Regions from separate parts of the Homo sapiens genome. Here regions 2, 3, 4, 5, 6 and 7 are each linked to region 1. The links are chromatin loops, found by intact Hi-C in ENCODE. Cell type or tissue: heart right ventricle. All regions are shown on one strand.

Region 1 (4,000 bases):
TTCAAGAGTGTCATATAATTTTACATTCCCATCAGCAATATATGAGTGATCCAGTTTTCCATATCCTCACCAGCACTTGGTATTGTCAATATTTTTTATGTTAGCCATTGGGATAGGTGTATGGTGGTATGTCATCATGGTTTTAATGTGAGTTTCCCTAGTAGCTAGTGATGTTGAGCGTCTTTAATTTGGCACCCATATCTCTCCTCTGGATAAGTCTCTGTTCAAGTCTTTTGCCTGTTGTTAAATTGGGATATTTCCTTACTGTTGAGTTTTGAGAATTCTTTATACATTCTGGATATAAGTGCTTTGTAGGATATGCAATTTGCAAATATTTCCTCTCAGTTCTTCTATTATTATTATTATTTTTAGACAGTCTCGATCTTGTTGCCCAGGCTGGAGTGCAATGGCACGATCTCAACTCACTGCAACCTCTGCCTCCTAGGTTCAAGTGATTCTCCTGCCTCAGCCTCCTGAGTAGCTGGGATTACAGGTGCCTGCCACCACGCCTGGCTAATTTTTGTACTTTTAGTAGAGACAGGGTTTTGCCATGTTGGCCAGGCTGGTCTCCAACTCCTGACCTCAAGTGATCCGCCTGCCTCAGCCTCCTAAAGTGCTGGGATTACAGGTGTGAGTCACTGTGCCCGGCCTTTCTATTTTCTTAACAGTGCCCTTCATATAGTAAAAGTGTCAGATTCTGGTGAAGTCTCAGGATCTGTCTTGAATATGCTGTGTGGATGCTGGTGGGTGATTCAAGCTCCCAATCTCAATCTCCCCCTCATCTCATCCCCATATAGTATGTGGTCTCCACACCCAATTCCCAGGACTTCCCCTTCACCTCTCCTGCTCACAAAAGTCAATTCCATTGTTAATTACATAATGCAAATAAATACTTGATTTGCTTTCAAAATTAATTCAGCATGAGGCATGTTTATTACATGTTTATACATATATATGTTTACCCATTTCAAAGTCATATACCTTTTGGAGGTAGACACTTGGTCTTCTATTCTTGCCTGAGCAACACCTGGAATATCAGAAGATGATAGAGTATCATCACTGGAAGGACTTAGAACCCTGGTCCTAAACATGTAGCCTGTGGATCAGCAGCATCAGCATTGCCTGGGGGCCAGTAGAAAGTCAAACTGTGACCCTACCCCAGGCCTATGAGTTAGAATTTGTATTTTAATGAGATCCCCAGGTGCACATTAAAGTTTTTGAAGCAAGCTGTACAGCTCATCTGGTTCTCACTCTTACTTTCCAAAGAAAGATACTGAGGTCCAGAGAGAACAAGGCTAGCCTTCCAGGCCAGTGGTAACTGGGGCTACAACCAGGGTGAGAACCCAGCCCTCTTTCTCCATGGCTTGTGTGTTCTGCACAGCACCACCTGCCTCCAGCGTTTTGGATGACTGTACACCTCAGCCTGTATGGGGAGCATCTGCATTTGTCCTAATGTGGTCTTTCTCCAAAAAGACTCCTGTCACTTCTTATTTCCAATATCCCCTAGGGATATCCAACTTTCAAAATGTAGACTTCTAAATTTTCATAGAGAAATGAACTAAACACTCTTTGGGGGAATAAAGTGATTCTTTTCCCCTTGCATTTGTTTACTTCTCTGTAAGCTCCTGAGATGGCTAACACACTAGTTGTTAATCACACCATCTGTTCAAACAGCATTTCTAAATCATTCGATTCATACTTTTCTTTTTAAGGAATTTTTTTTTTCTGAACAATATGTTTGTGCCTGTGTTCCTCCCATCATTTGGCAATGCAGTTTGAGCTATTTAAACTTTCCTATTTATTGTAAATGGCTTTTCAATCAGCAAATATTTTTTTAAATGTTCATACACCACAAAAAGCTGTGTCTACTGACTTTTCAAACATTGGAAACAGTAGAAAAATCTGTTCCAGTCTGTCTGCTGTCAAATTTTTAACCATCTGATTATATTTCAATGAAGTGTTTAGGAAGATGATTTATCTGGCTGACCCTGGGAAATTTTCCTCATTGGCCCTGAAGATGGCAGTGCTCTGCAATTTAGTACAACTCTTCACTTTTTTTTTCCCCCTCCTCTAAAAGGAATTTCTGGAATGGCAGAAAGTGGGGGAGGATTCACTAAATCTGAACCTTCTAACGCTTAGCATAAACCTCTTCTGAACCCTGGGACAATTTGGTTTATCTTTTGGTCCCTTTTTGTTGTTGTTGTTTAAAGCTGTACCCAATGCATTTCCTGTTTCCAGCCCGGATCAGAAATGGAAATAGTTTAAAGGTTATTCTCATATCATGGGTAACCAGGAAGTGCCTATATAGCTTACTGAGAAGCTGCTTTTCACAAGACTGCTTAGCTTTAAAAACAAACAAACAAAAAAATCTAACAAAGGCTCAATCCAAGATAAGCAGGAGCTAAGAATACTGGCGATTCTGAATTCCTACTGGACCACATCTTTGGGAGCCGGCCTCTCCTGGTTTCCTCTTCTTTTTTTTTTTTTTTTTTTTTTTTGAGACGGAGTCTCGCTCTGTCGCCCAGGCCGGGCTGCGGACTGCAGTGGCGCAATCTCGGCTCACTGCAAGCTCCGCTTCCCGGGTTCACGCCATTCCCCTGCCTCAGCCTCCCCAGTAGCTGGGACTACAGGCGCCCGCCACCGCGCCCGGCTAATTTTTTGTATTTTTAGTAGAGACGGGGTTTCACCTTGTTAGCCAGGATGGTCTCTATCTCCTGACCTCATGATCCACCCGCCTCGGCCTCCCAAAGTGCTGGGATTACAGGCGTGAGCCACCGCGCCCGGCCGGTTTCCTCTTCTTAACAACGGAGGCCTGCTGCCTGCTGACATTCTTTATATTTCATAGCGGGGTCTGGAGGGGTTTAGAGGGACACATGCTCAGGCTTCAGGCAGGATAGACCAGAGGGCAATTTCTTGGTCCTGTCATTGTTAGGGTATGGACATGGGAACAGAGGCGGGGACAGGAGTGTGTAGCCTTACCCAACTTTCTTTTGGGATTGTGAAAGTTTGGTGACAATTCAGCTAGCCAGAAAACATTTATTAAAAACAATTAGGGGAGAGGCCTTATATTAAATGTTGTTATAAATAATAATAAACAGCAATATTACGTGCCATAAGCCAATTCCCTTGATAAATATTTTAGCAACATCTCATTTAATCTTTACCCACAACTGTATGAGGTAGGTAATATACCTATTTTTTTTTAATATGTTAACTGAGGGACAGAGGGGATAGGAAATGTGGTTAAGGTCCCACAACTTGTATGTAAAGTTGTTGAGTAAAATGTCCTATGGCATTGCCTAGGGCACTCCTCAAAGTGTGGTCCCTAGACCTGCACCATTGGCATCACTGGGGAACTTGTTAGAAAGGCAAATTCTCCATCTGCGCCTGGGACCTGCTGAATCTGAAACTCTAGTGGTGGAACCTGACCATCTGTGTCTTAACAAGCCCCCCCAAGTGATTCTGATGCACATTAATGTTTGAAAACCATTGGACTGGACTAGGCAGTTATCTGTGGTAACTTGGCAGAAAAAGATGGCGCTCCAGTGCCAAAGTGCTGAATGCTGTGGAAGGGAAGTCCTCACTAGCTGCCAGTGGGAAGGATGGACAGGTAGCATAGCCCCTAATGTACATCCTTGTTTGGGCGAAGGCTGGGCTGGCTTTAAACTTGCTTCTACTCTTGTCCTTGAGGTGAAGGGCATCTTCCAGGAGGACATTTCTCTCACATCACTTCCCACCACCTATTTTCCAAACCTTCCCCCAGGCCTGGGGAATTCTTCTCTGGCTTTGAGGGGATGAAGGGATTGGAGATGGAGGTATAAATGAGGACAACTACCAAGGAATCATCTCATTTTCTTCTAAATCTTTCACTCGCCTTTTGAAAGTCCAAAGCCAGGAAAAGATTCCTTTCTTTTCTACTTTCTGTGATCTTCTCCTCTATCAGACAATGAGCTTGGAACAGGTGGAATGGAAGGTGAAGAGAGATAAAAGTAGGAAGGAG
Region 2 (4,000 bases), 650 kb after region 1:
AGTGGAAGGGGCAGCTATCTAATGTAAGAGTTAGGCCAGAACAACCAAATGAAATGGGGAATATCTTTCTATACCCTTAATTTTTGTGTCTTGGAAGTAGAAACATTGAAAATCATCAGGGCAAAAGAGGTAAATGTCATATAAAATTTACTTGATTTTGATTGCCTAATAAATTTTTACATCTTCTATCTCATCTCCAAATACCACTTTACATGCCAAGTAAATAAAGGAAATATAACCAGCTGAATTATTCCAGGTAGTGAGAATTCAGAATAACATGGGTAATGACCCTTTCTACTATTTTTAGGCCTCATTCTCCAAAAAACTTTATTTGCTAAACAGACGTAATGTATACTTTGTGTTCCTTCCCCTATCCAACCACTGTTGAAAGAGCTAAAGCAAGTTTTAGGAAATCCCCTTTGTCTGGGAGGCCATTGAAAAAACAAAGCAGCCAAAAAAGTGAGTTAGAAAACTGCATTCATCTGTGTGTACATGTGTGAGGACGTGTATTGTATTTTTTCTTTTTTCCCAGCAACTCCAAAATAACAAGAGGGGGTTTCCTCAAATAGATTTGTAGTCCTCAAATTCATTTCCCTCAAATAGATACCTTAGTTATTCCTTTTAAGCTTTAAAGCCAGTCCTGCCGACCCCCTCACTGAGGTATATGCTCTACTGGGCATGTTATTCCAAGATAGACCAATGTCATGTATCCAGAAGGTCTTTAGTCAGGTAACTTCTTCCTGAATGTCATCAGCATCTGTCTTAAGGACCTTAGCAATTACGGAGTCCACCCCTCATCTCCTTACTCTTTTGGAGCTGTGTGCAGAGTCAAACTGGGAATTACTTTCAATCTGTGGCACAGTCTGTGGTTGGTGACCCAAGTTTCCATAGCTGTCAACATGCTTGGCCTTTAAACTCCAAAGCAAACATTCTACCTCCCATCTTTGCTACTTAGTTGTGTAACCTTGAATACGTCCCTTACTGACTCTGCTCCTGAGTTTCACATCTACAAAGTAGGAGTAATACTCCACCTCCCCAAAAGATTAAGAAGATTAAAATAATTGGCGCATATATATGTGTGTGTGTGTGTGTGTGTGTGTGTGTGTATATATATATATATATATATATATACACACACACACACACATCTCGCTTAGAATAGTGCCTGGCATAGAGTAGGAGCTGTATACCTGTAAGTAATTACTTTTATTATTCCCCTGAATTAACTCACGAGGTCATAAGTTTTCTGATGTTGATGTTTTATTTTTCTCTTCTTTTTCTCATTTCAATCCCCTGTCCCTCCTACTTGCTAATTATGGTCATATACATAGGCACAGCGTCTTTTACGGGATGTGTGAATCCCTGTTTGTCCTTCAGGAGCAGCTATTATGAAAACTATCATTCTATATGCATGAGCAACATTCTGCCCTTTCTCAAAGTTAAAGTATCTTTTTTGTTTATACATATCACTTTTTTTTTTACTGTTGTTTTAAACACACCCATTGTGTTTTCAGGTTTAATAATATTCATAAAATATTCTAAAACTAGCACAAGCACTGCAAATGACCCCATGTGCCTTAAATGAATTTACAACTGAAATGACCAATATTAAAATAACTTAACAACCATTGTCGCCATCTGTTGGTGGTGGTTGGAGTGGACGCCACTCTCCAGAGCTTTGGCTTATAACCTGGACTCTTCAAAAGCTGCACGTTCCCTAGCACACAGGAAAATTGTGTGTGTGTGTGTGTGCACGCGCACGCATGCTTGCACGCACACACATACGTTTATACATTTGTACGTGCCAGTGGATAAAGTCTATAATGATATGCACCAATAATCATATCCAGGACTTCAGGTGATTTTAATTTTTCAACCTACTTTTCTTTGTCTTCTAAGTGTACAATAAGCTTGTGTTTCTTTTGTAATATAAATTACCAAAAAGGTAGAATTTAGGAGTAACTAAGTGATAGAGGCAGAGGAGAAAATTAAGCTTTATATACTAAGTGCAAACTGAGATATACCTACATTTTATATTGTAGCAGATGAAAGAGGAGATCTAAATGGAAAGAAAGAAATGAGTAAAACTGTGGTGTAAACTAAAGAAGTTTTAGTAAATTCTAAGTAAAAGGTTTTATTAGCCAAGCTCACTTGGGCCAAGAGGTTTGAACATGAGCTTTTACCTGTTATCCTCTCCCTTTGAAATTCATATTATTATATAGTCATGTCTCTTAATTACTCTTCATCTTTTTACTGTCAGAGCTTGCTCTGGAGTGGATTATCTACTCTAGCAAAGAATATTATAATCTGGGTAGCTGGGGCTGTGGTCTAACCCAGTTACTTTGAAGCCAGATGAAATCCAAAGAATCTTCATAGTCACAGTTTTTTTTTTTTTTTTTTTCTTTCATGAAATTCTACATCATGCTGTTTGGTCGTGCACTTTCTTAGTGTCCTTAGAGTGTGAATTCCGCCAGTCAGGAGACCTGTTTCTCCTAGTACATCATATGTCCCTATTCCGTAACAGTGATTTTTTTTTTAAACAGGGGGTCTCACTCTGTCACCCAGGCTGGAGTGCAGTGACGCAGTCCTGGCTCATTGCAACCTCTGCCTCCCAGGCCCAAGTGATCCTCCCACCTCAGCTTCCTAAGTAGCTGGGACTACAGGCGTGCACCACCACGTCCAGCTAATTTTTGTATTGTTTGTCGAGAGGGTGTTTTGCCACATTGCCCAGGCTGGTCTCGATCTTCTAAGCTCAAGCAGTCTGCACACCTCAGCCTCCCAAAGTGCTGGGATTACAGGCGTGAGCCACCGTGCCTGGCTGATGATTTAAAAAAAAAAAAAAAATTAAGCTACAGATAGGAGCAAGGGGAGGTGAAGATCTGGTTGCTTTATGAATTTGTACCCAGATGTCTGTTACTCTTACAGGCATTGGTGATTGACAACAGAATTAGATTAAATGTTAACTGTCTATAACAGCTCCCCCTCACCCCTCACTTTAAATCTTACTGCAAGTAAAATGAGTAGAGAGAGATGATGACTACTGTGAACCCTCCCACTCCTTATCCCAGTCCCTGAGGTGCCATTTGATATATGGCTCCTCCTCATATTCTAGATCTGGACCTTTCCTGGCTCTTTTGTCATGACATCAAAAACTACTGGTTCTATACTGCATTGCCACAATAAGATATCCAAGTTGCCCACTGAGGAGCTAACTTAGCTAGGGCCTGACGGATTTCAAGGGTTGCATCTTCTAGTTCTGGGGTCTGTATTTTAATGGGAGCCTCTTGTGCTGGAAGTGGTATAATTGAGTGGACAGCCCAAAAGAAGAATATTTTAGGAAAGGGAAGCCCTTCAGCACCTTAGGTAAATCCAAATAAGCAGCTTCCTGTGCCACTTGTTTGCAGAAGGCCAGTATGCAGCTGCCCCACAGACAGAGTGGAATCCGTTTCTGATGTTCTGTGAAATCACAGTCTTTCAGTCTTACTCCACAACTTGCAAGGAAAACCACAATAGAAAGTAAAACTGATAAATGTCAGAAATCACTCTTTTTCTACTCACCATCCTCTGTCTTGTTATCCCTCTTTCAACCATAAGCCACGTGTTTATTTCTTATGTTTAAAACAAATGAGTAAAAAATGTCCTGTGCTTGGAAAATGAATATTTGAGTACCGTACAGACCTTCCATTACCCTTCTTCTTCCATACTCAGAGGGCATTGTTTCTCAAAATCATTTCATTGATAAGTTGCCATGAAAATTTACTCATTTGTGAGCTCTGGGATTTCAGGCAAGGTGTAATGCTCAAAACTTGTATGAGCTTTTTGTTTTCTCATATGCACAAATGGGAATAATAACACCTACCTCATAAGATTGTTGTGAAGTTAATTAAATAAAAGCATACATGCAAAGTACCTGGCACAGTGTCTAGGACATAAGTAGGAAGTCAACAAATGTAATGCCCTTTCTAGTTTCTTAGAAAATAGCCAACTAAATAGTTGAAGA
Region 3 (4,000 bases), 860 kb after region 1:
CTCAAAGGATGGTTCTGTTTCCTGCTCTCTGCAAGGAGAAAATGAATGTCTTATTACATTCCTAATAACTACAGATAATGAGGGGAAAACCATCATTCACAGCATCAATGAAAAAGGTGGGTGTTTTGCCTTCCATTGCCGATGGCAAATGATACTACACAGGAGAAGAGAAAGCAACCAGAAAATCGCTCTGGGTAGCATGCCAGGAAAGACATTTCCAAAATTTTGATGAAGTTTCTTAAAGTTTCCCAAGGATTGAAAGATGCCAGTTAGAAGGTTCAGTATGTTCCAGTGTCTCTTATTAAGACCAGATAAGGGTCGGGCACGGTGGCTCACACCTGTAATCCCAGCACTTTGGGAGGCCGAGGAGGGTGGGTCACTTGAGGTCAGGAGTTGGAGACCACCCTGGCCAACATGGTGAAACCCTGTCTCTACTAAAAATACAAAAATTAGCCGGGTATGGTGGCCTGCACCTATAATCCCAGCTACTTGGGAGGCTGAGGCAGGAGAATTGCTTGAGCCTGGGAGGTGTAGGTTGCGTTGATCCGAGATCGCGCCACTGCACAGAGTGAGACTCTGCCAAAAAAAAAAAAAAACAGCTAAGATGACTTGTAGTTGCAGCAGTCATCATCTTCCTGAAATCTGAAGATGATTGTGAACTTGGCCTTGAAGCTCAGGTATGCCGAGTGCCCCTGGAGTCTTGCTCTGGAAAAATCTCATGTAAATCAACTCCTTTGAAATGCATACATAAAATGAGTCTTGTGGCCGTTCATTAGGGAAACATAAGGAGAATCCTGCTGTATAAGGAGAAATTACTTTATAATACCAAAAAAGCCTGCCTGCTCATTATCTGTCTTACAAAATAAAATTCTCCAACTACACTCCCAACCCTCTGTGACTGTGGCAGTGACTTTAGCAAGTTATCTTGAAATCAAAGCCATCCCTTACAGTATTGATTCTATTGAAAAAAACGAGTTTCAAAAACAAAAACGAATTTCCAGAATAAGTCCTGCTTTTAATTCAGAGACTTTTGTATCTAGTTGGTGATTTTTTTTTTTTCAGTGAAACATGCCTTGGCTAAATGCCTCCTCATTACTGAGCTGTTGTCTGTTCTTTTATTCTTCCACACAATAAGAGTGGCACCACAACATGCCATTCTGCAGAGCACGCACAGATGCCCTGATGCTTTTTATTATGGCGTGTTATTATCCCCATGCTTTTGTAGTAGGGAAAAGTGAGGGGAAACATAACCTCCCGGAGGCTTAACAAGAGTCACCTGACAGCCTCCAGGCTCCCTCTTCCTCAACAAATGTCCGCATGGTTGGGTAGGCCTGGCACTTCCAGGGGCCAGCAGAGCAGAACCTGTCCCCAGAGGTCCATGGTCCCTCCTGTCTCCCGTCTCACAGCTTTCAGACTAGAAAATCCCAGGGTGGCCTGGTGGAGGCTTGGGTAGAAGAGGCAAACTGAGAAGTGAGAAAGGGGCTGATCCCCAGGGTCCTCTAAGCAAATTGAAAAAAAGAACTGAGTGAAGGGTCGCCACCAGGGTGCTTGTGGACACAGGTGGCTTCTTTCATCTTCTTTCTTTCCCCCACAGTCCGGAGGGACTTCCAGAGCATAAGAGCCACAACAGAGTCAAGGAATGATAGGCGGGAAGGCTTCCTGGCTGGAAAGTACCAGCTAGGGTAGATGCTATACCCACAGGTTCCAACTTGGAGGCTCCAGGCCCTTGAGGTGATGAGGATAGAAAAGGGGAAAGAGTGCTGTATTTGCTGTAACAATAGTAATATTAATTATTATAATAGCAGCTCTCATTTTTTGAGCCCTAATACCATTTGCCAGATGTTGTTTTATATATTTTACATGTATTAATTCGCTTAATATTCTTAACAACCATATAAAACAGGTACCACTATTATTTTCATTTTAAAGGTAAGGAAATTGAGGCATAGAGACATTAAATAATTTTCTAGGTCTGGCAGTAATTACGTGCCAGAGCTAGTTGGAGGAGCTCTGGCAGCCTGGCCTGGAGCCCCTGCTCTGAACCACTGTGCTCTACTGCCTCCTACTGGCTGTACAATCATCATAACTATCTGAATCACAAAAAGATGTTAGATCAGCATCATCCGACAGAACTGTTAGGCAAACCCTATATGTAATTTAAAATTTTCTAGTAATTACATTAAAAAGTAAAAGAAACAGGTAAAATGAATTTTATTTACGATGTTATCCAAAATATTGTCATTTCAACGTGTAATCAGTATAAAAGCTGAGATATTTTACATTTTTTTCATGCCAAGTGTTCAAAATCAGTGTGTATTTCACCCTTACAGCATAAGCTACTTGGGAAAAGTCACATTTCAAGCACTCAATATGCACATTGAGCTACCAGATTGTGCAACGCATGTAGCACAGTTAGATACTCAGGACCTTAGAAGTAGGTGCTGCACCAACCTGGACTCGATGGGCCACATTGCCCACAGTGATAGAGGTGACCCTCTTCTTCCACGTAGAAATCCATTTTCAGTCTGAGCATCTCAAGAAACATCCAAGTATGAAAAGTGATGATCTCTATTGTGTAAGACCTGCTCTGGCACTTGGGCCAACATCTTTAATTGAGAAATGTACAATTCCTGAGGACTTTCAGTTCTTAAAATAATTATCTCTGCCAGACCGCACCCATTTCTTCTTTAGTCCCTCCTGGAGAACCCTCCTAATTCATGTCTAGGTGCAGGATTGTAGCAAGCTTCATCTTGCTTTGAACAGGAACATACTATGCCCCACCCCAGGCATTTCTTAGCCAAAGATGTAGCCAGTATATATTCTCATGACACAGGCCTGCCGCTTTATTTGCAGGAATGTGCTCACCTATTAGAGGCAGCTATGGTTCATTTGCTATGCGAGAATATAGTCTTTAGATCTTCATACAGTAATAGCTATGTCATTAGCTCCTTTACTTATTTCTGCATAATCTCTTTACATGGTTTCTTGGCCAAAGAACAAAAGTGTGTGAGGCCAGGCATCATGCTGTTAGTGGGTAATTAGCCCCACTCAGATTCACATCAACTCCAGATCCTTACCTTAAAGACAGCATGACTAGTCATATGTGTATAACTCTCCTTATTAAATATCTAAAAGCAGTAAGACTTAGGATAAACTAAACATCATTCATTTCCTCCCCAGATCCCATGGATTTTGCCTCATTTCTTGCAGAGAGATGCAGATATCTAATGATAATTTTATGTGGGATTTTTTTTCCATGAAAGTAAGAGGAGAACATAATTATAATGTTTCATTAAGAAATGTATCATCTCCTAGGCATATTGCAAGGACTATTAGTCATTCTGCTGTGAATTAGGAAACGTACTGTATAATTGCAAAATTACATTAATATCTTCAATACAGTCAAAATAACATTTCATAGAATATTCAAGTTGAAAGTACCCTACAGAACATCTAATTTCCCAGACTTGCTTGAGGATAAGAATAATTTAGAATATTTAATAACACAGAATCGGTGGCTTATCCAAGACCCACTGAATCAGAATATTGGGGAAGGGGTCCAGGAAGCTGTGTTAGTAAGCAAGAACAGTTCAGCTTATTGGTATCATCAGAAAAGGTAAGGGAACACTGAACTTTGTTTTACAGAGGAAGGGCCTGGGGCTCAGAGAGGTCAAGGGACTGGATCACATTCACACAGCTACTGTACATCAGATGGGAATTGAATCTACCTCTCCTGAATCTAGTCTAGGAACTTCCCCAAAACCAGACTACTGCATTAGGGTTCAACAAAACAGAACTGAAACCCATCATTGTCTTCTGTCTATAAAGAAAGAAGGAAATAGTAATTTTTTCCAAGGGATAGGTTTTTATATAACTTTTAATATAGTCTTCTAGACTCCCCATGATTCAAGAAGGTCCATGAAAAACTGATGACATGCAGCACACACACACACACACACACACACACACACACACACACACTCCATTTCTGCTTTATCGT
Region 4 (4,000 bases), 540 kb after region 1:
AATAGCATGTGTGAAACATACTGCTGGATTGGTTGCCTTGCAAGTATAAGGAACTGAAAGTCCAGATTACCTGGTTCTTAGTGGTGAGGAAGACAATAGTGCAAGATAGTACTGGAGAAATAAGTATGAGTCAAGTCTTGCAGAGATATGTGGGCCATGTGAAAGATTTGGTTCTTTAGCCTAAGATTATGAAACAGACTTTGGAAGGTATCAAGTAGAAGATGCTTAATCTACATTTATCTTAACAGCCTCCCAGTAGATTCCTGGCTTCCAGCCTCTATAACTTAACATTTATACTTATTGTTCTCATTTGCATTGTGACTGCTGTGGGAAACGAGGAAGTAGCATGTCTTCTGCAGGTAATGAGAACCTTTGTACCAAAAGATAGTGGGATGCTTGCTTCCTCAGAAAAGAATCTGGCTAGTAGGTTGATTCGGTCTGGATCCAAAGCTTTCAAAACTTGAATTTTATTCTGTCTTGAATGTGGACCACTTAGTTTATTCTGAAAATCTGATTTCTAGCAGATTTTCAGAATAAACTAATAAATCCAAGAATGGCCTGGGTTACCTAGGCAATAGTCTAATTTTATTAGACTATTTTATTAGACTATTGCCTAGGTAACCCAGGCCATTCTTGGATTCTGAGACCATTCCTCCTGCCACACACAACTCCCCGCAAGAACACTTAGCTATCAGTGGGAAAAATCCAGTGTCTTTCTCTTGCTGGGACCGTCATGTCCATATCAGTCATATACAATATCACAGGTAACCCTGGAGGAGGGAAAGGGGGATGGGGAACCAAAATGCAAAGGACCTGGTGCTAAGCGCCCCATCATTATTTCATGCAACTGAAAGTCAAGCAGATAGGAGAGTTGTAAAACTTGTCTACAATGAGAATAAGCAAGGAAAGAATTAAGGGTCATTTCACATTTAAAAATTCAGCTTACCACTTGAAGCTGTCAGTGCTTTGTGTGTAGAACTTTCAAATAATTAACATTTCTCAAACATCAAAACACAGCTAGAGGTGTGCATAAATAAAGAGGCACAGGTCCCAAAATACTATTTTTACTTTTTGAACTGGTAGGACTAATAGAAAAATAAATGAATACAATTGTTTAGATTAACTAGTTCTTATGGAAAAGAAGCACGGGAGAAAGTAGTTGTTAACCAATACTTGATTATTTGTTAATCACTACTACATAAGATAAAAAGTAGAAAAATAGGGATATATAGCATTTACTTAAGAGAAACATCTCTCTCTTAAACTTTGTATTTGTTTTTAAGCACTCCAAGATCTTGGCCAGGATATTTAACCTTTGATCTAGTTTCCCACTGCATGGTATGGCTATAGGAAATAGTGGATGTAAAAGGGCTTTTAAAAAATATAGACCATGATACAAACATATTTACTAGTATTATTGTTTCAATTATCTATTATGGAGTAACAAATTACCTCCAACTTAAAACTTAAAATGACTTAAAAATGACTTAAAACTTAAAAATGACTTAAAATTTTGCATTTTCCTGGGTTGGCTGGGATCAGCTGGGTGGCTCTTCTGCTCCATTTGACTTTGGCTGGGTCACTCAGGCAGCTGCATGCAGTTGGGAGCTCAGCTGGGGATTGAATGTCCAAGATGGCCTCATTGACATGCCTCACAGTTGTCTGGCTGTTGACTGGAGTGCCTCCATTCTCCTCTGTGTAGCTTCTCATTCTGTACAGCCTCTCTTTCCATGTGGATTCTAACTGGAAGGCAGACTAGCCCAGATTTCTTTACAGGGTGATTGGCTGAAAGCCTCTTCAGGCCCAGATCTGAAAGTCACTCAGCCATACTTCTGCATTCTACTGTCACACAGGGCCATCCCTTAGGCAAGGAGAGGTGAAACAGGTTCCAGTCCTGGACTTTGGAGGAGAGAATCACATTGGGAAAGCACATGCAGAGTGGGAGGGATTGTGGGCAGGTATTTCTGGAAATGTCTACCACAGTTATTATTAAATACAGCTTGAAAGAGTAAAAGATTACAATCCCAATGAATAAGAATGCTTATTCATTGTACTGCTTCCAGATATTAAAATTATTAAGTTACCTTTAACATATGTGTGCTGTACATAATAACCATGGCATATATTCACCATAGCTATTCTAACTGAAGGAAAAGATATATTCCCCAAAAACCTAATTCTTGATTTAGTCTTATTGTTTAATTTTTTAAAAAGTGTACTACAATCATAGTTTTTATTGTTTCAGAGGTTAAATGCACTTTACGTGTTTACTGATACAAAGGGAATTTTGAACTCCCTCTAGTGGCAAAAGATTTTCTTTTATTTTTTCCAAGAGCTTACTTAATAAGATGGCTGACATGTATAACAACATAGTTTCAAAAATGACCTGTTCTTACCATCAGAAGATGCCCACTTTCTCCTGTGTGAGTTATGGTGGGTCCTTTAATCTCTTATGAGAAATGTTAACCTTTCCAAGAAACATTGATCATATTATATGAAAAAAAAGGAAGAAAGGAGACTTCCTGTTAACTTTAAAGTGCAAAAACTGCTAACTGCTCCCTTTAGTCAGGGTCTTAAATAAAAACTATTATATTTTGACAATTAAAATATCATTTTCCCTGGCTAAAAAGTAAATTAAATTTTAAATTTTTGCCTGAAGAATTATTTTTTGAACAGACAAATGTATTTAATTGAAACAATCTTTACATAGAAAGCAATAGATAACTGTTGAAAAGTGCAGCTTGGAAAGCACTAATAGCCAAACTAGGAGGATCATAGGGATCCCAAAGTGTTATGCTTGTCTTGAATTCAAATTTGGATTTTCATAGCCAATAGGGAAGGAACATGGTTATCACCATTACGCCATACAAAAGGAAGCACAATGTCAAAGGGCGGGAATAGAAAAACAGCTATTACAGACTTTGTAAATTAAGTTTTCTTATCCCCACCCCATTGCCAAAGAGAATTAATAATACTAATTAACTTAGTCTGTTACGGGTCCATCTATAGACAGATTTATTCTGGTTCTTTATATAGTAAAAGGACATTTCTGTGATGCTAAAAGACATTCTTTAAAAATGCTCTTTTCCCAGCTATTTGTGGAAGCCGATCCAACCTATCCTGTACTGTCTCGTAGGTTGACACCCAAAACCTCTGTTCTCCTACCCACAGTAGTAGGAAAATGGCCAGGGATGGTAAGAATCCATAGAGTTTTTTTCTTCTTCTTCTTCTTCTTTTAAAGCTCTAGAAAGTGGAACCTAGGATTATAAAAATAATTCCCCGACATGCTGTTTTGTTTGGGACTAAACTATGAAATAGCAAGATTTCACTACAATAATTAATCCAGCCAATAAAAAGTTAGACTTTGTTTCTTTCCAATACCTCTTTTTAGTTCGACATTTATAACTAAGTCTGTGTCTCTTGTGGTCTCGATTACATCCGGTGTTTTCAGCTGGCAGCATTTCCTCTGCTGAGGCCACCCCACGTTTTTTGCCAGGCTACATTTCTGTGAATATAAAGAGAGAAAACCAAGTTGTATTAGAGAGTGAAATTTAAGGAGAAATTGAGTATAACTTTGATTTTTGAAACAAAAACCAAGCCACTGTATTTGTTATAAACAAACTGGTGATTAAAATATGTAGGCTCCAGAAGTACATGGAAAGTCTTATAGCCATCTCGTAGCCATCCTGCATGTTTTCTCTTAAATATTTATAATAACCTAATTTAACTAACAAACAGAGACCAGAGATTCCCTTCCAGCTTTGCTTGCACAGATTTGAAATAATGAAAGTGAATTTGCATTTCTTAAAATGGTGTTTTCTTCCAGCTCTCATAGAAATGTTTTTGGAACAGTGATCTGTGCTAACAGCTGTATTCAATCTTGAGTAAAAGTCACTTCCTGAAGAGAATGAAATTCAACTTAACATTCGAACTTGCCTAGAACATAATCCTGTAGGGTGAGTGTACTATGTGATTATGAAACTGGACACAGGCACCCTGC
Region 5 (4,000 bases), 680 kb after region 1:
TGGGAAGTTTTAGTTATCTAGAACCAGTGTCCAAATTAGGAGACATGCCTCAGGCAAAAACACTGAAACACATGATCATGATTCAGTGATTTGTCTAAAAATGCTCTTCTAGGACCTTCCTGGAAGAGAGTACAGTCTTTGAGAAGACTAATGCGTATGGCATGTGAGCTGGAACTATCCTAGAGCTGAGAACAGCTCTGGCGCCCTGACTCCCTGCACAAACACCTCTCCCCCTCGCCACCACCACCACCTCTCAAAGACAAAGGCTAACTGTGTGTTCAGTGCTGCAGGAGACAGTATGATTTCCCATCTCGCTTTCTGAACCTCTCCATGACATTAATGGAGTGTGAATAAGTCCCTGTGTGCTAAGGGCAGGGAATGCCTGTTAGATTCTCAGTGTTGCACTGTTATCATTCTGCCACATCGCTCACAGCTTCATCTTGTCACAGAGGAGCCTCAATGAAGTGCATATGTGTCTGCTGGCAGACTCCCTTCAAAGGCTTCAGCTTGTTTTACATCTGCTTTCTGTGTTACTCTGACTTTTCCAATTGGTTATGTGTCCAGTGGGGCTTGAAAACCGCTCTTGCCCACATTTCATAACTCTGTGTGTATAGTGATATTATGAGGGCATTGTCCTATGCCAGGTAGCAGAAAAGATAATGTTTAGAGGGAAAATTATGAATCTAGTAAAAGGCCTGGAGATTTTTCAAAGGTTTTTATTGCCCATTTTGTTCCCTTAATATTTCTCTTAAGCATTGTTACCCTGTAAAAACAGAAAATTTTGGTAGCTCTAGGACAAAAGAAATACTTGAAGACATGTGGAATGTCCCTGGTACCTTCAGGATGTGCAGTCATATCTCCCTCACCCGGTACATAAAACAGAACTGGATCTGAACTCACACAGCATCATGAGCTGTACCTTTCAAGGGCTATACTCTTAAGAAGAATTGTTGTCGTGACAGCAAAAGCGCTGGAACAGGCCTAGGTGGCCAGTGGGGCAAGGGCGGTCTTGCAGATCCAGAATTCAAATTCATTCCTACTGAGGAGGAGAAGACTAGTTTTTAAAAAGTGACAGGGGCCCACAACCTGAGATGTGCCAGTGTTCTAGTCCCCACACCAGGCTTATGGTGAGGCTGCCTTACAACAATTATCACCATCGATCACACCCAGCCTACAGCCAGCCTCACAAATCAACATTTTACACCCTTTCACGATCAGGTTCTGCCAGTGAGGAGTAAATAGTGGAGTAAGATTTTATTAAAGCACAAGGCTCTTGGGTAGAAGTTGTAGGTGTTATTGTGTAACAGTTTTCTAAAAGACATTGACCAGTAACTTTATCCTTAACTATAACTTCAACATTTCTTCATTCTGTAAGAAGCCAAGGCAGCAACTCTAGCCAGCTCCTTAAATCTCTCAGATTCAAATCCCATGGATAACAGGCCAGTCCCCAAGTGTTTAGACCTTCTGAACCAGAAGTGTCCCTCTCCTGAGAATTTTTCTTCATTTGAAAACAAGAGGAGGAGCCATAATTCAAAAGTTTGAGCTCCCCCTGTTGCCACAGTAGTTAAGAACACTAGCTCTTCTAAGCACTTATTATGTTAACTATAACAATCTTTTGAAGTAGGCACTATTATCATCCCCATTTCAGAGATTATGAGACCAGAGACATTGAATAACTTTCCCGGAGTCACTAGCTAGTAAATACAAAAGCAGAATTTTAAACCCTTGGAGACTAATTATGAGCCAGTTAGAATACTGGTTAGAATACCACCATACAGTACACCCACCACTATAGCAGTTGGCACTGGAATTAAAAAAGATTAAGATCCACACACAGATGTTCCTGCGGTGTTAGTTACAATAATAAACTATGCAAATAAAATACTATGTCACCATTAAACAAGGTAGAGAAGGACCCACAACATAAATGGTAGAAGAAAAGGACCTATCATTGCAAATGTGAAAAATAAATGGCTCTACATAGACTTAGAAAAGTAGTAAATATAGAAAATTAAAAGATGTTTGTTGGAGTCATGGGAGGTATGGAGTTTTTGTTTTGTATTTAACATGACTTTAATATTGTCAAATCATTGTTTTACTGATAAACAACTCTTAGTTGATGGGTTGGGAAGTGAGGTGAAGGAGAATTTCAATAAGAAGAAAACTCAAACCCAGCAGGAGCAAAGCATGACTATATATAATCAGGTAACATGATTGTAACATGACGATATTACAAATGTTACTCTCTTCTCAAACTGGGTTGGAGATAGAAACACTACCTAAGGCACAGGGGAGGAGGAGAAACCTAAACAGCCTCGGGAGGAAGAACGTCCACAGAGAAAAGCTGTAGCTCTTCCTAGTGGTTGAATAGGTCAACAGAATTCAGTTAGAAAAGGAGAGGGCTAAAACAGGAAACGATGTTGTGCCCATAAAAAATAGATAATATTTATTGGATCCTTATTGAAATGTTTTAAAAGCAGCAGCTAGTTCCTTGCATTTTGTGAGTTGAGGAGTGTTGAAAGTAGCCAACATTATCAGAAAGAAAGCTAATTACAGTTGCTGAGTGGACTAGTTTTCCACAGTGGATAGGGAAGCTTCTATCAAGGGCAGTTTACATTTTACAGTGTTTTGATTAGGATAAAATACAGCATAACTAGAAAGATGGAAGTTTGGAAGTGACAGTTTCTCCACCTGTTAACTGCTGTCAGCATCTGACAGGGAAAAGCACGGAGAAGACCTTCGTTAGAACCTGCTGAGGAAAAGATCAGTTCTGTTACAAACTCTAGAGAGCTCCAAGTCCTTCCAAGCTGTTTGATAAGTGAGGAGGACTTGCAGATCTCATCATGAGCTACAGTGCTTACTCAGAGCAGGCATTCTAGAAGTGATTTTTTAGTACAAATATCAAAGAAAGACATTGGAGCACAAATCACTGTAGAGTTAAGTTTCAGAAGATCGGTAAGGAAAATACTCGGTGGAGATGGGCAGCAAGTCAGCCTGAGCCTTATCCATGGAGCTCACAGTCTCAGGAAGGATTGTCAGTACCACAAAATCAAGCTTGTGTAAGAGACCATCCCACTCTCAAAGCTCTGTTGAGAGCACACTGGAGAATCCAGTGACATGATTACCTTAGATGGCTCTTAAGAGATGCCGGAAAATATTAGATCAGTGTTTGCATTGCAGTGTTGCCTGGGGCCTTTAACAAATGCTCAAGGTAACACTGCAGTTGTCAAGCTGTTGGAGATGCATGTTCCTGTTGGTTCTGATGAACAGGAAAATAACTCTTTAGTTTTGGGTGATGAGAATGAGAATCCCTTTACAAACCCAAAAGATCACAACTAATTAAGGGGAAATTTAACCTAGAATGCTCTGCATATTTGGCAAAATCAGTTGATTTAAGGGTAGGTTATATCATTTTTATAGTACTTTAACACAGGAATACATCTTAAATCACAAATCATTTGTCAGAATTATTTGTAATCACTGCTTTGCAGAATAAGGTAAAAAGTTGCTAATCTGGAAAAGTAACCATGCATATAGAAGATTGACAGTTACATATTAATTTTTATATTAATTTGGCCAAACTTACATATCACTCAAAGTCATATGACTAGTATTTATGGCACTTCCTTTTCTGCATGTCAGTCTTCCGGTATCTCTCCCTTGTAAAAAACAATTGGAGTTCAGCTGAAAGGTACGCTCTATAGAACAAGCTACTGTCACATAGGATCTCCTGATTCTTCAACCTGTAACCTGTATATTCAGCTCCAAAAGGCAAACTAGGGACTACCGCTGGTTTGGTAGAAGCCACAGGAGATGCTGGCCAAATGAGGATCTCTCATTTTGTAACACGCTCACACACACTTAAAAATAAGTGGGTCATGACATCAGTGTGTTTTGTTTGTTTTTCCTACCCAAAAATCTAACAGATCATCTAACCCTTGCTCAACATCATGGTAAGACCACATATCAATTACAATAAGTCAGGCCCTTTTGCCACCCT
Region 6 (4,000 bases), 560 kb after region 1:
AAATGCAACACTTATTTACAGTCTCTCTTTATGATCTTAAGTAATCTAAAGATTAGGATGCAAATTCACTATGTAGTTTATAAAGCATGTTCTTTCTTATTTGATTACTGCATCACTACATTTTTTACATATATATAACTCTTTTTAACCCAGATATTCATGGTTTTGAAAAGAAGGTGAAAATTATTTCTGTCCTTTCTGTGTGTGTGTGCATGCGTGTGTGTGTGTGCACGCGCAAGAAAACTTTTACCTCATCCATTCATGCCTGCAACAAAACATAACTATGTGCAGGACATTAGGTTAAGTTAAATTGTTAGAGATTTACAGACTGCTTAAGCAATCTTATAAGATTCTTAAAGCGCAAGAAAAGATGACTTAGCTCTCACTTTTATAAGTTGACCAGTACAGAATACAGAGAAAAAGCACTATACAATCTATAGAAGCCACCGATTCTAGTCCTGCGGTAGAACTATGATGGATGGTTTCAGATTTCAAGGCTGTTTAACAAAGTTTTCTAGTAGATATGGCTAAATATGAATAGATGGAATGAATTTATTATTGGTCTAGGTGTCCAAGGAGAGACAGTAGCATTCATTCAATTACTGAAAGATTTATTGATAATGATTATTGTATAGCAATTACAAGGACCGGCCCTTAATAATTCTTTCCACCTCTGAAATTCTATATTTCTAGGGCTTCATGTCAGAGGGCAAGTTGCCTGATCGACCTGAGGGTATCTACCTGTTCAAAAAAAGGTCGGCACTGGTGGCGGGGCAGGGGCAGGTGGTAAGAATACCTGTCCTGCCTCCTTCCCCTAGACTTTAATGAGATAATGCATAATAAAGCATTTTATAAATTGTAACATTTTTATAAATTCATTATGTCTTACATGTGAAAAATGTAAATAGCCCCCAAAAATGTAAATGTCTTCAGAAGTTATCTACTTCTTCCTTCTGGCACTTTCTCCAGTTTAAAAGAGTCTAACTGAATTTTAACACTTAATAATAATGACTTGTTTGAAACATTGTATTTGCCACTAGATCAAACATTAGATTGGGAGGTGAAGGAAGGGTGGTTCTGGGAGTATCTAATATGTTGTCAGCGTTCTGGGAGTGTTTTTTACAGTTTGGAATTAGGAATCACTGATGTCATGATCAGTCACATTGTCATGGCAACATCGGAATTTCCTCATTTGCCTTCTCTTCACTTGGGGAGTATCAATTTGCCACAGGTCTGTCATCAGTTCACCCCATGTGTTAAACATACTAGATAACCCAGAACTAGTCATTCTTAAAGATACTCAGGGTGGGGAATTTTTATAAACTCCTTAAATATCCTATTTCAGTACTCTTAACTATGTATCCTGATGTTGGAAACTTTACCTTCATACATATTCAACTGAATAGAAATTCATTTGTAATTCCATATCTTCTTATTTGAACCTTTATAATTCAGGGGAGAATGAAAGGCTTTTCAGTATTCTCATTTACATAAAGGACATCATTAATTATTCTAGCATCCTCCTCTTTAAATGAAATAGACCTAATTTAATGGTAATTTTAGCAACTGAAGAGAAAGGAAACTTACTGTTTCTTTCCTTCTGTGTATTGAATGCTTTAAAACCTTACTTGTGCTATCCATCTTAGGTTTTGGATAGACATTGGTTATGCACCCTCTCCCTACAGATAATTAGGAAATTCTTATTAAATAACCTTTTGCAATTGTTAGCTTACATGAGGGTTTTGTTTTTCCCGGGTACAGTTTGCTGTTAAAGTTAGCTTTTTACTCATGTAAAGGACATGGTCATTCCAGGTTTGAATTAATTTTGTTTCCCACGATATAAAGATTTTTGGCTCCAGTTTTCCACAATTTTTTTTTTAAATTTCCTAAGTACTTTCTGTCTCTTCCCAGGTCCTAGTAGCAAGAGTGGATGTGATCAGAAATTTTCCCAGCACACCCATTCCTTCCTTCCTCACCTCAGCTCTTGTCTTTTACCCACAGTTTGCTCACATACATAGGTAATTATGTTACTTCCATCTCTTTGGAGTCAGAGAGACCCAAGATCAAACTCCAGCTCTACTACTGTAATTTCAGAGATTACCTAGTAATATCTTTCCATCACAATTTATGAGTTTTACTATAATTCATGGAAAATTCATTGAATTAACTTGAAATATTCTGAAAATAAGCACTTACATTTTTATAGGCTTACAATAGGCATGGAGAATAACAGCTCCATACTAGATTTGCACAATCAGAGTATAGAAGATTGAGACATCGTCCAGTCAATTTAGGAAAACAGCAATTCACAATATATGAAAAATGGACCTTCTCTTTGTCTTGGTATCCCAAATAGTTTACTTATTTTGCTGTGGAATTTGATCTATAGCTACAAATTCACTGTTGTTTAAGCCAAAGCAAAATCTTGAATTTTAATTTAAATGGCATTTTATTCAGATGTTGTATTTTTGAAAAGGATATGACTCCATGTACCTGTTTTTATAGATTTTTTTTTTTTTTTTGAGACAGGGTCTTGCTCTGTTGCCCAGGCTGGAGTGCAGTGGTGCAATCTCGGCTCACTGCAGCCTCAGCCTCCCAGGTTAGTTGGGCTAGCTAACTCAACGATTTTTTTAATAGAAAAACTTAGGGACAGAAACTTATAGATAACCCTTATGCCAAAAATTGCTGTCAGCTTTGAATTTTTATTAACTATTATGCCAGAGCAGAGCAATAACTAATTTATGAACAGATTAGATCACAAAATGTTTATAAGTTATTTGTTTCAAATTTGGAGGATGTTTCTTCATAGAGAGATGTTGTAAATGGTGATTAGGATTTTAGTTGACCTAAAATAAGCATCTATGAATCTCATAACTTAGCTAATATCTAATATGGTCTCTCACCCTTTTTTGAGGGAAAATAAAACTTGGTTCCAGTTCAGGATTCTGGAAATAACTTTCACCTAACCACCATCTCAGCCATCCTACAATATCCCAGAAGATAAATTTTTCTGCTTCTCTCCTAACTCTGTCCCACCAATGATTCCAGAAAAAAAAACAAAAAAACAAAAAAACTGGTTTAAAGAGAGAAGTTATACCTTAGCAACCATCAGTGAAGTGAGATTTAGATGCTAGGTTGGGGCTGAATATATATACCTGTACTATTCACGATATATTCGAATATTGGAAAGTTTGCATTTATATTCAGTGGAATGGAAATTCAATGTAAATCCACATGCTTTTACAACTGAGCAAATGGGGGCTTCTAGAAGGGATAAGTGCCTTGCCCAATGTGACACAGATGGTAAATGGTGAAGCCAGGATTCAGGGTCAGGTGTTCTGATGCCCAAGCTTTGGCTCTTAATACCATGTAAGTTTTTCTCTATGGGGCTTGGACTTGATCCATAGCTAATAGTAGTAATAACCATTATTAATATTATTGGAGACAGGGGACTTTGGAGTCAAAGAGACCCAAGATCAAACCCCAACTCTACTATGTATTGGATTTGTGACCTTGGGCAAGTTACTCAGTTTTCTCTTTGGTAAAATGGGATAGTCATTCTTCTGTCCTGGGGTATGTGTGTGTAATGTGCTTAGAAAGTGCCTGGAATATAGTTAGTTACTCAATAAATGACAGCTATTATTATTTAATACTACATGCAGAGAAGCAGCAGTGGGACAAAACTCATTTATTCTGTTTTGTTAACCAGGACAGAATAATCAGACTATGGCTTCTGGTAGGACTCATCAGAATATGGCTGTGTTTGTATTGTTCTCTATACCTTCTAGGATTATAGCTATAGTTTTATTTTATTACAGTGGTTTCAGTTTTATACGCATGTACTTTTATACATGTCTAGGGAGCCTTTACGTTTGGAATAAGAATTGCAGATTTTTTAAAAAGCAAAATAGTAAATAATAGAAAATGTTGCTGCTACTTTAGAAATAGGGTACTTTATCAACTCTATTTTGTACGAGGAAAGAACAGAAAGAATCTGCTG
Region 7 (4,000 bases), 560 kb after region 1:
CTCAGCCTACCAAAGTGCTGGGATTACAGGCGTGAGCCACCGTGCCCGGCCAGAGTCTTTTTAACATTCTTTTAGTATTCTTAGTATATCTTAGTATTTAGTATTAGAATTCTTTTAGTTTTCTAATTTAAATTTCATCATCACTTAAAAACTTTTCTTATCCCCATAAAACTATTGCAGAGTGTATCCAATCAAATTTTAGCATTCTGGATTGCACAGCATCCAAAATATCATGACCTTAGAGTACAGCCATAGAAAAATTAATCTATTCTCTTCTTTTGTGGTTTACATTGTGGTTTCCTAAGAGACCACTCTTGACAACTGAGGTTGTACAGGGAATTTTTTCCATAGATGCACAGACGACAGGTCTGAGCTGCTGGGGTGTTGAGCAGTAAGTTCTCAGAGAAAGGCACCTATGACTTGAACATTCTGATGAATGTTTTCTATTTTATACTTGTGCTTGATAACTTGCAGTAAAGGGTCCTAGTGAGAGGAGACAGCAAAAGGGAAGTCAAAACAGTTGTCTTATGCATGGAGTAGCAGAAAATAGTTCCACCAGATACACCAATTTTCAATGAATGCTCATTATACTGTGTTTGATACTTAATCACTTTAAAGGACAGATTTTTACGTAAATTTTGTCTGGCAAGTTCTTACTCGTCCATTGTGCACCTAGCACTGTGCCCAGAATAAGTTACTTTGCTTTTTTTTTTTTTTAATGAAAAGAATCAGGAATTACATGTGTGTTTTATACGGTTATTTATAATAGGTGAGGCTTTCCAGTTATCTGGCTGGAGAATGTTGGAAGAGCCTGAGTATGGAAGAGGTTCACTAAGTCACCAGCAGGATATCTAGGATGAATATTTTTTCCAGTTCCTTGCTGCTAGAAAAGCCTTTGAATGGCCACAGCTTTGCCAGAAGACTTCATTTCCATAGGGGACACTGTTTTCCTTAGGGAAGCCAGAAGGCATACGCCTTCACTTTTTAGACAAGTTAGGATTTTTCATTATCATGGCAGATGAGCCTTTCCAGGAAGGTATTAAGAGACCAGAAACCAAGGAAGAACTCTGTAGTATTTACTGCAGCGATAGTATTCTGTAAAAGTCACCGTGGAACAGGCCAATGTGAAGGATGGCAAGCCCGTCCCAGTGGCTTATCCAGAGACCGCAGGCTCTGTCAGTCCGGGCTGCTGTGGAGGCCTTCTGCACTGCACAGGTTCGGGGCTTCATACGTCCACGGAAAGGTGGTCGAGAAAAGGGACGGCTTGAGCAGCCGTAGGTCATTTACATCGGGAAACAAAGGGAAGTCCCTCCTCCCTTTGTCTCTTTTTTGCCGAGTTTCTGTGTCCTAAGAAAACACATTTGTGTCGCATCTAATAATTAACATAAGGAAGGATTACACTGTTCCAGGTTTTAGGGAGAAAGGTTTACCAAACCGGTGGCCTTAAATGATTTTCGCTCCTTGATATTATCATCTTGAAGGAAAGCTGGTAAACTCTGGCTTAGGGATAAAACAAAACTTTACCGATCGTATTTGGGTGAGGGGCTGGGGAGTGGAGAGCTGTTTCCTCTGCTAAAATTTTAGCGTGTGAATCGGGGGATGGAGATTTGCAGAGGTTTGACGGGAGGGTCGTGTGTTCGTTGAAGTAGGGGTGATTGTCCACACCTTTTCTTGAAGAGTGGCGCGGGGGGCCTAGTTCGAAAGGTGAAGAAGAGAGGGAAGACCGAGGTGCCAGAGTGGTCCCCGAAGCGACGACCTTAAAAGGGGCTTCGAGCCGGGGTGCAAAGCTGCCGCTGGTGCTTAGGAAAGAACCGAGGGGGAAAAAGAACAGAGGAGGGGGGTTGGCTACTCCGAGGAATGTGCGGCATGCGGGGAGCCAGACCCAACCATTGCACCAGAGCGGGGGCGCCGGCTGCTCCCCGGGCCGCCCGGCCCCGGCTCCGGCCCCGATCCCGGGAGGGAGAGCGCGGGGGCCGGGCGGGCGATGGGGCGGCAGGCGCCGCGCCCAGCGGGCGGGCGGGGAGGCGCGGGTGGGCCTGGGCGCGGCGCGAGGCGGTGCGCTGCCGCCTCCCCGCCCCCGGCCGGCGCGCTCTCAGGGCGGTGGTTGAGGCCGCGGTAGGTGGGGACGCGGCGGCGCTGCTCCTCCGCTGCCGCCGGGAGAGTCGGCGACGCCGCCAGCTCCGCGCGCGAACTCCCGTCCATGGCACGCAGGGCGGCGGCTGCCCGAGCTGCTCGAGTCTCGCCCGCTGCCGCGCCGTACTTTTAGGCGAGTGCGGAGGTCGAAGGCGGAGGGGAAGTCAGCGCGGAGCTGCAGCCCCCGCCGGCCGCCGCCGCGCGGCGAGAGGGAGTTCCCAGAGCTGCCGCGGCCCCGGGCCCGGCCGGCCACCTCCTTGCGCCCTCCCCCTCGCGGCGAGGCTGCCCCGCGCCCGCGCCCGCGCCCGCACCCGCCGCCGCCGCCCGCAGCGATGATCTTCCCCAGCAGCAGTGGCAACCCCGGGGGCAGCAGCAACTGCCGGACGCCCTATCGCAAGCAGGTGAGGCGGCGGCCGGGATGCCGCGCCGAGGTCGGCGAGCCCCGCGTTACAAAGGGGGCCGCGCTCAGGGGCTCCGCGCCTCCTCGGAGGGACCGGCTGGGCGGTGACCTTGTTTCCCAGGAAGGCGGCCGCGGGGACTGCTCGGCCGGCGACCTGAGCAGGGGAGATGCCCTCGCCGCCGCCGCCCGGGCCGGGCAGGGTGGGAAGTGGAGGAAGGGGCAGGGGCAGGAGCGGAGAGCCGGCGAGGGCAGAAGCGCGCCGGGCCGGGGGCTTCACCCAGCTCTGCAACAAGTTTGGGTTTTTCCCAAAACCTTTGTGTGTAGCGGAGTGCGGTAATAAGTCGTCACGCTGGTGTGCAGTCTTCGCTAGGAACCTCAGAGAACCTGTCTGATTCGTAGGAAACCCGGAAGACGTGTGTCTGTGTGTGTGTGTCTGTGTCTCTGTGTGTGTCTGTGTGTTCGCGCGCGCCCCCCTCATTTAAAGAAAAAAAAAGAGAAAGAAACAGGAACTTCTACTGTCACTTTCTCAAGGTTTTCAGTAGCACAGGGAAATCCTGTGACATCCTAGTTGCAGAAGATACTTGGATATGCCTGAGTCATACACATGCTCTTTCCTATTTTAATACCGTTTCATACATTTTTTAACAGATTGAACTCGAAAGCCACTTCAGTGGTTAGATCACAATCCCCTGCTGGGAAAAGGAATGGAGCTGGGAGCTTATAGTTGAGGCCTTTTGTTTTTCATCTTTGTTTTTAAAAGAAGGTTACTGAAGCCATGTTGTGATACATCTCACAGAGCCTTTCAGCAGCAGCAATAACAAAACGTAGCTTTAAATTATCTAAAAAATGTGCAAGTCTGTTTAGAAAAGGTTAAATTGATTTAGAGGTCAGTGGCAAGATGCTTGTTGAGAAAACAAAAACAGGATTGCAGATATTTTTCCTCCATAATAAATCTCTTGTCTGCATCCTTAGCCACTGAGACAAATCAATTAAGTTATTATCCCAAAAAGGATGCAAGCGAACTGTAGCCTTCCATGCAGACCGTGGCTCTCTTAAGATCACGACCGATGGCAGTGATGCTTGGTGGCTTCCCTTTAGGTATTTACAGGATTATTGATTATGTTTAGGTCTTGTTGTCGTCAGAGTCATTCTTTTTTGTGTGTATGTCCTAGCGTAAGTGTATTTGCAAGTATTTTGGCAGTGTCGAAAAGAAATGTTTTCTGCCTTCTGGTCTTTGGTTCTTTTCTATGTTAACTTTTCTTTAAAGAGGCAGTAAACACACACCGTGGTCTGTGTGCCCTTGATGTGGAAGTCCATGGAACTTTTACCTGGGTTAAGAAGTTCTTTCCTTTAATTAATTAAATAAATAAAATCTGCATTTATGACTCGGCTGAAGGATATGCTAAGATAGTCAAGATTCAGAAGCAGGCATCTCGAAGTCATTTCATGTGGCTTCATTTAAAAGAA

The links. Peaks named below come from ENCODE experiments on the same cell type or tissue, not always from the same donor. Only the 100,000 strongest peaks of a DNase experiment are listed, where the experiment ranks them.
Region 2: it touches region 1 in a loop (5-fold over the local background); 64 of 110 quality-filtered maps call a loop at or near these places.
Region 3: it touches region 1 in a loop (2.7-fold over the local background); 22 of 110 quality-filtered maps call a loop at or near these places.
Region 4: it touches region 1 in a loop (4-fold over the local background); 26 of 110 quality-filtered maps call a loop at or near these places.
Region 5: a loop joins it to region 1, with 2.6 times the contacts of the local background. A loop is called at or near these places in 4 of 110 quality-filtered maps.
Region 6: it touches region 1 in a loop (2.3-fold over the local background); 33 of 110 quality-filtered maps call a loop at or near these places.
Region 7: it touches region 1 in a loop (3-fold over the local background); 18 of 110 quality-filtered maps call a loop at or near these places.

What each region holds. Positions count from the first base shown.
Region 1 is chr2:160,968,445-160,972,444 of GRCh38, reverse strand. No RefSeq gene overlaps it. Among named protein-coding and RNA genes, the nearest start is that of TANK-AS1, 190 kb to the left of the region's middle. In heart right ventricle, a CTCF peak has its summit at 2,015 (motif pointing right); a DNase peak (open chromatin) is centred at 2,022; H3K4me3 peaks cover 470 bases; H3K27ac peaks cover 1,073 bases.
Region 2 is chr2:160,322,014-160,326,013 of GRCh38, reverse strand. All of the region lies in intron 2 of RBMS1 (RNA binding motif single stranded interacting protein 1), which reads left to right. Among named protein-coding and RNA genes, the nearest start is that of LINC02478, 52 kb to the right of the region's middle. In heart right ventricle, CTCF peaks have their summits at 1,434 and 1,643 (motif pointing left); a DNase peak (open chromatin) is centred at 1,673; H3K27ac peaks cover 1,894 bases.
Region 3 is chr2:160,108,196-160,112,195 of GRCh38, reverse strand. It overlaps ITGB6 (integrin subunit beta 6), which reads left to right. Exons shown (of 15, transcript NM_000888.5): 13 at 1-116. Among named protein-coding and RNA genes, the nearest start is that of PLA2R1, 48 kb to the right of the region's middle. In heart right ventricle, a CTCF peak has its summit at 2,062 (motif pointing left); a DNase peak (open chromatin) is centred at 2,035.
Region 4 is chr2:160,427,739-160,431,738 of GRCh38, reverse strand. All of the region lies in intron 1 of RBMS1 (RNA binding motif single stranded interacting protein 1), which reads left to right. Among named protein-coding and RNA genes, the nearest start is that of MIR4785, 22 kb to the right of the region's middle. In heart right ventricle, a CTCF peak has its summit at 2,305 (motif pointing left); a DNase peak (open chromatin) is centred at 3,465; H3K4me3 peaks cover 915 bases; H3K27ac peaks cover 2,597 bases.
Region 5 is chr2:160,289,923-160,293,922 of GRCh38, reverse strand. All of the region lies in intron 6 of RBMS1 (RNA binding motif single stranded interacting protein 1), which reads left to right. Among named protein-coding and RNA genes, the nearest start is that of LINC02478, 20 kb to the right of the region's middle. In heart right ventricle, CTCF peaks have their summits at 1,540 and 2,365; no DNase peak of the experiment used is centred here; H3K27ac peaks cover 3,922 bases.
Region 6 is chr2:160,413,369-160,417,368 of GRCh38, reverse strand. All of the region lies in intron 1 of RBMS1 (RNA binding motif single stranded interacting protein 1), which reads left to right. Among named protein-coding and RNA genes, the nearest start is that of MIR4785, 7.5 kb to the right of the region's middle. In heart right ventricle, no CTCF peak of the experiment used is centred here; no DNase peak of the experiment used is centred here.
Region 7 is chr2:160,405,998-160,409,997 of GRCh38, reverse strand. The region is part of intron 1 of RBMS1 (RNA binding motif single stranded interacting protein 1); the gene reads left to right. MIR4785 (microRNA 4785) reads left to right here and starts at 2,116; the gene lies at 2,116-2,188. RefSeq lists silencers at 2,279-2,428, 2,679-2,768. In heart right ventricle, a CTCF peak has its summit at 2,282; DNase peaks (open chromatin) are centred at 1,797, 2,147 and 2,897; H3K4me3 peaks cover 3,136 bases; H3K27ac peaks cover 3,895 bases.